Linked DNA regions of Homo sapiens: region 1 is linked to region 2. Evidence: read pairs that join two places in POLR2A ChIA-PET (ENCODE). Cell type or tissue: Panc1. All regions are shown on one strand. Links, peaks and the distances in the headings refer to the core of each region. The heading gives the core; the rest is flanking DNA. Region 1 overlaps PAFAH1B1 (platelet activating factor acetylhydrolase 1b regulatory subunit 1). Region 2 has its middle 5.5 kb from the start of METTL16.

Region 1 (4,396 bases), core at 96-4,095, 130 kb after region 2:
GAGATTCCAGCTCATGTAGTAAGGCAACAGAAAGAATTAGAACTATTGGAAAGGAAGCAGCCAAACATTTATAGGTGACAGCATCTACAGAGCCAACCTAAGGGAATCAACAATTACAATTAATGGTTTCAGGGCCAGGTGGGGGTGGCTCACACCTGTAACCCGAGCACTTTGGGATGTCGAGGCTGAGACAGGAGGATTGCTTGAAACTGGGAGGCAGAGGCTGCAGTGAGGCGAGATCATGCCACTGCACTCCAGCCTGGGCAACAAAGCAAGACTGTCTCAAAAAAAAAAAAAAAAAATTAATGGGTTTAGTATGGTAACCTGAAACAAGATGGCATACAAAAATAAACTCTTCCTGGCCAGGTGCAGTGGCTCACACCTTTAATCCCAGCATTTTGGAAGGCCGAGGCGGGTGAATCACCTAAGATAAGGAGTTCAAGACCAGCCTGGCCAATATGACGAAACCCCATCTCTACTAAAAATACAAAAATCTAGCCAGCCGTGGTGGTGCGCGCCTGTAGTCCCACATACTTGGGAGGCTGAGGCAGGAGGATCGCTTGAACCTGGGAGGCGGGGAGGTTGCAGTGAGCGGATGTCGTGCCACTGCACTCCAGCCTGGGCAACAGTAAGACTCCGTCTCAAAATAAATAAATAATAAACTGTTCTTGTTGTTGGATAATATAGTAGAAAAGATTTTCCTTGTTTCTGGATGAAAAAGTCAGTATTGGACAGATATCACAACTCTTAAAATAATAAAATTAAATGCAATCCCAATCAAAATTCAAACTAAATTTCTCATTAACTTGACCAGCTTGATCTTAAAAATCATTTGGAAGAGAAAAATAAATAAAATATTTTAAATGATAAATGGGAAAGCACCTGAATCTATCAGATATACAAATATTATTGTAAAATGTGGAATAGACAAATAGGTTAGGGGAACAAAGTTCAAAGACATGCCCATTTATGAAATTTAGCATGGGATAAGGTGGTATTAAAAGCCTTAATGTTGAACACATACAGAATAACAGTATAAAGTGGTAGAGAAAATATACCCTTTGGGTAGAGGTGGACTTCCTCAAGGTATAAAATGTAGAAACAAAAGGAAGACTGGTAAGTTTGACTGTATCAAAATAGAAAACTTCTGTGTGAAGAAAGGCCTCAAAACAGGCCAGGCACTGTGGCTTAGGCCTGGAATCCCTGCGCTTTGGGAGGCCAAGGAGTTTGAGATCGGCCTGGGCAACGTAGGTGCAAGATTTTATCTTTACAAAAAATTGATTTAAAAAATAGTCTGGCAGCCAGGTGCAGTGGCTCACGCCTGTAATCCCAACACTTTGGGAGGCCGAGGCGGGTGGATCACTTGAGGTCAGGAGTTCAAGACCAGCTTGGACAACATGGCAAAACCCCATCTCTACTGAAAATACGAACATTAGCCAGACGTGGCGGTGTGCACCTGTAATCCCAGCTACTCAGGAGGCTGAGACAGGAGAATCACTTGAACCCGGGAGCTGGAGGTTGCAGTGAGCCGAGACTGCACCACTGCACTCCAGCCTGGGTGACAGAGCAAGACTCCATCTAAAAAAAAAAAAAAAATACAGGGATGTCGGCGCAGTCTTGGGACCTACCTGGGAGGCCTCAGTGGGAGGATCCTGGGAGGTCTTGCGCCACTGCACTCCAGCCTGGGTGACAGAGCAAGACTCTGTCTCAAAAAAAAAAAAAAAAAAAAAGGAAGTTAATTGAAAAAATCAAATTTTATGTGGGTATATAAAAGTAATCCCACAATTTATAGAAATATTTTCTTTAAAATTATTGTGAGTTCTAACCATTTTTTTGTGTGTGTATAATGCCATTCTCTTCCTCTGTGAAGTGCCTGTTCGGGGTGTTGCTACGTTTTTGTTTTGTTGTGTTTTCTGTTGTAGTGTTTACATTTTTCTTGTCGATTCCTAAGAGGACTTTAGGGTACTGAGTCACCCATGGTCATGTGTTGCAGAGAAGTGTCACAGAGTGAAAACTGTCTTTTCCTTGATACTACCTTTAGATTCATATTTGGGAAGACCTTCGCTAATCATGACTACATAAGTATTCACTTTTACTTTCTTAAGACCTTTTTGTTTTCATTTCTTTTTATAGTAATGTCTAAGCCATCTGGAATTTATGTTTGTTGATTATGCAAGAAAGGGATCGAAGTGCTTTTTCTGAGTCATTATCCACATGCCGAAACATTTATTGAATAGCCCTTTCCTTATTGATCTGAAAACACCTTCTTATAAAACCTTGCATTGGTTTTTGGACTTGCTGTGCTTTCAGGAGTCAGAAGAACATTCTTTTGATTATTGTAGCTTTACATTAATAATACATTTTGGCCGGGTGCGGTGGCTCACGTATGTAATCCTAGCATTTTGGGAGACTGAGGCAGGCGGAACACCTGAGGTCAGGGGTTCAAGACCAGACTGGCCAACATGGCAAAACCCCGTCTCTACAAAAAAAAAAAAAAAAAAAAATTAGCTGGGCATGGTGGTGCCTGCCTGAAATCCCAGCTACTTTGGGAGGCTGAGGCAGGAGAACCTCTTGAGCCTGGGAGGTAGAGGCTGCAGTGAGCCGAGCTTGCACCACTGCACTCCAACTTGGGTAACAGAGTGAGACTCCATCTCAAAAAAAAAAAAAAGAAAAATACATTTCAATATGAGGTAATAAATTCTCCTAAATTTTTTGTTTTGTAAACCTCCTTGCTTCTCTTAAATTATTTTCCCAAAAAGCCTTAAGTGTTTTCCGTAGTAATTTTGATTTGGGAATGGAGTGAGTGACTTGGTAGAGGGTGCCATATGCCTTTTTGCCTTTCCCCAGTTTCCCCTACTGTTAACATCTCACATTTATGTGGTGTATTTATTATAATTGATGAGCCAACATTGACACATTATTACTGAAGTCCATAGTTGACATTAGGGTTTACTCTTTTTGTTGTATATTCTGTTGGTTTTGACAAATGCCTAATGTTATATATCCATCAGTCATACAGAATAAATTCACTGCCCTAAAAATCTCAGCCTCCCCCTATTCATCCTTCCCTGCCTCCCTAAACCCCTCATATTTTTACTGTTAACCATAGTTTTGTCTTTTCCAGAAAATTACAATTATATAGCTTGTATCCTTTTCAGATTGGCTGCTTTGACTTAACAATATGTACTTAACATTTCTAGGCCAGACACAGTGGCTCACGCCTGTAATCCCACACTTTGGGAGGCCAAGGCGGGCAAATCACGAGGTCAGGAGATCGAGACCATCCTGGCTAACACGGTGAAACCCCGTCTCTACTAAAAATACAAAAAAAAAAATTGGCCGGGCGTGGTGGCGGGTGCCTGTAGTCCCAGCTACTCGGGAGGCTGAGGCAGGAGAATGGCGTGAACCCGGGAGGCGGAGCTTGCAGTGAGCCAAGATCGCGCCACTGCACTCCAGCCTGGGCGGCAGAGCGAGACTCCGTCTCAAACAAAACAAAACAAAAACCAAAAACATTTCTCCATGTGTTTTCATGACTGTGATATATTTTTAAGCATTTTTGTTGTTGTTTACTTTATTGCTTTAAAAAACTGACTTTTGCAGTTAGTTGAGGTCCTGAGGTTTCTCCTGTGAATCTGTTTGAACATCATATATATTTGGCATTGATTGGAAAGCGGTTTTTCCCTGGCCTGTGTGAAATACACTGAAGGTCTGCACCTGCCCGCGCACTTCACGTTGTACATGGGAATGTACTATAGCTGCACATGTTCATGTAGTGGCGTTAGATGCCAAATAGTTCTAGGGCTTAGTTTAAGATTGGGTACTTTTTGTCAGGAAACAACAGGTGCTGGAGAGGATTTGGAGAAATAGGAACACTTTTGCACTGTTGGTGGGACTGTAAACTAGTTCAACCGTTATGGAAGTCAGTGTGGCGATTCCTCAGGGATCTAGAACTGGAAATATCATTTGACCCAGCCATCCCATTACTGGGTATATATACCCAAAGGATTATAAATCATGCTGCTATAAAGACACATGCACACATATGTTTATTGTGGCACTGTTCACAATAGCAAAGACTTGGAACCAACCCAGATGTCCAACAACGATAGACTGGATTAAGAAAATGTGGTACATATACATCGTGGAATACTATGCAGCCATAAAAAAGGATGAGTTTGTGCCCTTTATAGGGACATGGATGAAGCTGGAAACCATCATTCTCAGCAAACTATTGCAGGGACAAAAAACCAAACACCACATGTTCTCACTCATAGGTGGGAATTGAACAATGAGAACAGCTGGACACAGGAAGGGGAACATCACACACCAGGGCCTGTCGTGAGGTGAGGGGAGAGGGGAGGGATAGCATTAGGAGATATACCTAATGTAAATGACG
Region 2 (4,396 bases), core at 160-4,159:
AGTGCAGATGTCCAATTAGCCAGTTACATCCTTTGCTACCTCTTTGTAGCAGGAAACTGATTCTGCACATCCAGTGAATAATGCTGCTAATTATGAAATGTTGCCTAGCAAGTTATCAGAGCTGCTTTCAGCATCAGCTGCCTACTGGACTGGAATCAATCCTTGAGGGCATCAGACTGGACTCCCTCTTGACTGAAATTAATTATTTCAAGGACTTTGTGGCCCTTCCCTGTCACTGTCCTTTGGCCACAGCCAGCCTGTCAACAGCCACAGGTCTCTCTAACTTTGTATTTCAGAAAGTAATCATTGAGTATCAATTTCTTCTAGCTTAGAAGACTCTAGCTTCCTTATGTAAATGTATCCACCTCCTTCTTAGGGACCAAGTTTACATATCAGGGATCTAATAGCCATTATAGTTGTCACAAAAGCTATATCCAGGCAGGTGCAGTGGCTTACACCTGTAATCCCAGCACTTTCGGAGGCTGAGGAGGGTGGATCACCTGTGGTCATGAGTTCTAGACTAGCCTGGCCAACATGATGAAACCCCGTCTCTATTAAAAATACAAAAAATTAGTCAGGCGGGGTGGTAGATGGCTGTAATCCCAGCTACTTGGGAGGCTGAGGCAGGAGAATCACTTGAACCCAGGAGGCAGAGATTGCAGTGAACTGAGATCACGCCACTGCATTCCAGCCTGGGCAACAGCAAGAGTCCATGACAAAAAAAAAAAAAAAAAAAAAAAGATATCCTGTTACAGAACAATTATTTTTTCTCAGCTTACATTTACATAACTGAGAGAGCCACTGAAGTGATCCTCTGCACTAAGGATACCACATTTTCTTTTTCATTTCTTTACGGTTTTTGAGACAGGATCTCATTCTGTCACCCAGGCTGGAGTGTAGCGTCATGATCACAGCTCACTGTAGACTCGACTACCTGGGCTCTTGAATCCGGGAGGCAGAGGTTGCAGTTAGCCAAGATCACGCCATTGCACTCCCCCCTGGGCAACAGAGGGAGACTCCGTCTCAAAAAATAAAATAAATAAATGAATAATGATAGCTGGTGGAAGAACTGGATATAAATGTACATCTTACTACTGCCCTGCTTCCTGTTCCAAGTCTCATAAAACAGAACATACTCATTTTAAAAATTAAACAGTAAATTTCAAATCGAGCTGAAAATTCAGAATTAGTGTTATTGACACACCAGAAAATTTGAGGATACTCTGAAAAAATACAGGGTGAATAGGAAGACCATCTAAAATGCCAAGAAGTTTTATAGGAAGCTTAAGATGATTATAACATTTAGCTGGAAAACAAAATGTGCAAGAATAGCCAATAATGATGTTTTCCACTTGGAAAAAAATTAAAATTACACCATACATAAAATAATCCCATATGGATTAAGAAACAAAATAATCATAAAAACCAAAAAAAATTGACCAGGTACGATAGCTCATTCCTATAATCCCAGCACCTTGGAAGGCTGAGGCAGGTAGGTTCGCTTGAGCCCAGGAGTTTGAGCCCTGCCTAGGAAGCCAACATGGCAAAACCCCATTTCTACAAAAAATACAAAAATTAGCCGGGTGTGGTGGTGTGGGAAGCCAACATGGCAAAACCCCATTTCTACAAAAAATAAAAAAATTAGCCGGGTGTGGTGGTGTGGGAAGCCAACATGACAAAACCCCATTTCTACAAAAAATACAAAAATTAGCCGGGTGTGGTGGTGTGTGCCTATAGTCCCAGCTACTTGAGGGGCTGAGGCAGGAGGATTGCTTGAGCCGAAGAGGTCGAGGCCACAGTGAGCCATGTTCATGCCACTGCATTCCAACCTGGGTGACAAAGCGGGACCCTGTCTCAAAAAAAAAAAAAAAAAAAGGAAATCTATATCTACTGACACAGAAAATTTCCAAGATATGGAATAAGGTAAAAGGAAATTGTGAAACAGTAGGTTCAGTTTGATATTGTTTATATAAAGTAAAACCAGAACACATTTCAATATGAAAATATAAAGCATAAAAGTAGCCGTAGAAAAAGATCTGAAAGGAAAAACCCAGACTGAGAACAGCGTTACCTTAGGGAAACCTCAGGAAAACTGAGTTGGAATGTTAGAAGTGGGACATGAGAGTCTTTAATTTTGTCTATATCATTTGAATGTCTTACAATGATAATGGATTCATACATCATTTGTATGATTTAAAAAAAAATGATTTAAAATAAGAAAAAGAAGAGAAAATCAAATTTGTCAAAAAAAAAAAAAAAAAACCACACACACACACACAGCCTGACACTTATGCAGGAAAAGACAGTTTGGAGGGGAAGCAAAGCCTCCTGTGGCCTCAGCAGCTGCTCAGGACAGCCATCCTCCATGTGACGATTCTATGATCCACATAGCCACAGTCTGCGGCACCACCATGTCAACATGGGCTTCCAGGACCCCTGCAAAAAGGAGAGAGAGAGGATGGCTTTTCAGAGCTTCCACTCGGAAGTGAGACGCATCATTGACAACCAAATCAACTCAGATGTCCCCACCTAACTTGGGGTGGGGAAGAGGGCAGGCCTGCAGTCCCTCCATGTGCTCAAAATACTGCTGAAGAGTGATGGTGTTCACTACACACACCTCATCCACAAGCACCACAGACAGACAAAACAGAATCAAAATGTAGACGAATAGGGATTATACTCTAAAATGAGCAATTCCTCAAAAAATTAAAAATAGGATTACCCTGTGATCTGGCAATTCCACTTCTAGGTATATAGCCCCCAAAACTGAAGGCAGGATCTCGCCTACCATCACACCTGCCTAATTTTTTGTATTTTTAGTAGAGACGGGGTTTCACCGTGTTAGCTGGGATGGTCTTGATCTCCTGACCTTGTGATCCGCCTGCCTGGGCCTCCCAAAGTGCTGGGATTACAGGCGTGAGCCACCGCACCTGGCCTCCATGTCAGCCTCTTAAGTAGCTACGACTACAGGTGCACACCATCACATCCAGCGAATTAAAAAAAAAAAATTTTTTTTTTTTTTTTTTTTTTTAGAGACAGAGTCTTGCTATGTTGCCCAGGCTAGTCTTGAACTCTTGGCCTAGAGCGATCCTTCCTTCCAGCTGGGCCTCCCAAAATGCTGGGATTACAGATGTGAGCCACCACACCCAGCATGAATACCTTTTTTTTTTTTTTGAGATGGAGTCTCACTCTGTCACCCAGGCTGGAGAGCAGTGGCATGATCTCAGCTCACGGCAACCTCCGCCTCCTGGGTTCAAGCAATTCTCCTATCTCAGTCCTCTGAGTAGCCACCACACCTGGCTGATTTTTGTATTTTTAGTAGACACGGGTTTTTACCATGTTGGCCAGAGTGCTCTCCTGACCTCAGGTGATCCGCCTGCCTGCCTTGGCCTCCCAAAGTGCTGGGATTACAGGCATGAGCCACTGCGGCCGGCCCGCGTGAATACCATTTTTAACACATCGATTTGAATCGTCCTGTTGGTAATTCATGTACTTCCCACATATGCTTGAGTTTATTTCTAGACTTGTTTCATTGATCTGTCAGCTTATTTCTATACATGTACACATTTGTTTTAATTAGTGTAGCTTTCTATTACTATGCAGTATAATATAACATAAGGCCCCTATGTTAATCTTGTTTTTCAGAATTTGCCTGACTCACATGTCCATGCAATAAACTCCAGAACCATTTTATTAAGTTTTCTACAAAAATCCTTTTGGGATTTTTTTATTGTTATTACATTTTATATAGATAGATGAATTTTGAGAGGATTGGCATTTCTTCAATATTGACTCTCCTACTCATATTTAATAAGACTTCATCCTAGAATACAAGACCATTCACAGCAGTTCCAATCTACCTTTTCCTTCGGCGTTTAACTACCTTCCAGCCAAATTCACTATGATCTGGTCTCTGAACATATTCTGTGTTCTTTTCTGCATCTCTCTTCACCCAAACTAGTCTCTCTTTCTGAAACATCCTCCTCCTCTTCTTCCCACAGTTTCCTGGCCGGGCACGGTGGCTCATGCCTGTAATCCCAGCACTTTGGGAGGCCGAGGCAGGCAGATCATGAGGTCAGGAGATGGAGACCACCCTGGCTAATATGGTGAAATCCCGTCTCTACTAAAAATACAAAAAATTAGCTGGGCGTGGTGGTGCACGCCTGTAATCCCAGCTACTCGGGAGGCTGAGGCAGGAGAATCACTTGAACCCAGGAGGCAGAGGTTGCAGTGAGCCGAGATCATGCCACTGTGCCACTGTACTCCAGCCTGGGAAACAGAGTGAGACTCTGTCTCAAAAAAAAAAAAAAAAAAAAAAAAAATATATATATATATATATCCTCCTCCTCTTCTTCCCAGTTTCCTTTTTTTTTTTTTTTTTAATGAGACAGAGTCT

The links. Peaks named below come from ENCODE experiments on the same cell type or tissue, not always from the same donor. Only the 100,000 strongest peaks of a DNase experiment are listed, where the experiment ranks them.
Region 1: POLR2A ChIA-PET joins it to region 2 with 6 read pairs; 5 of 35 experiments call an interaction of 5 or more read pairs at or near these places.

Annotation. Positions count from the first base shown.
Region 1 is chr17:2,648,931-2,653,326 of GRCh38, forward strand. All of the region lies in intron 2 of PAFAH1B1 (platelet activating factor acetylhydrolase 1b regulatory subunit 1), which reads left to right. Among named protein-coding and RNA genes, the nearest start is that of MIR6776, 42 kb to the right of the region's middle. In Panc1, for the core only: no CTCF peak of the experiment used is centred there; a DNase peak (open chromatin) is centred at 2,001.
Region 2 is chr17:2,515,239-2,519,634 of GRCh38, forward strand. No RefSeq gene overlaps it. Among named protein-coding and RNA genes, the nearest start is that of METTL16, 5.5 kb to the left of the region's middle. In Panc1, for the core only: no CTCF peak of the experiment used is centred there; no DNase peak of the experiment used is centred there.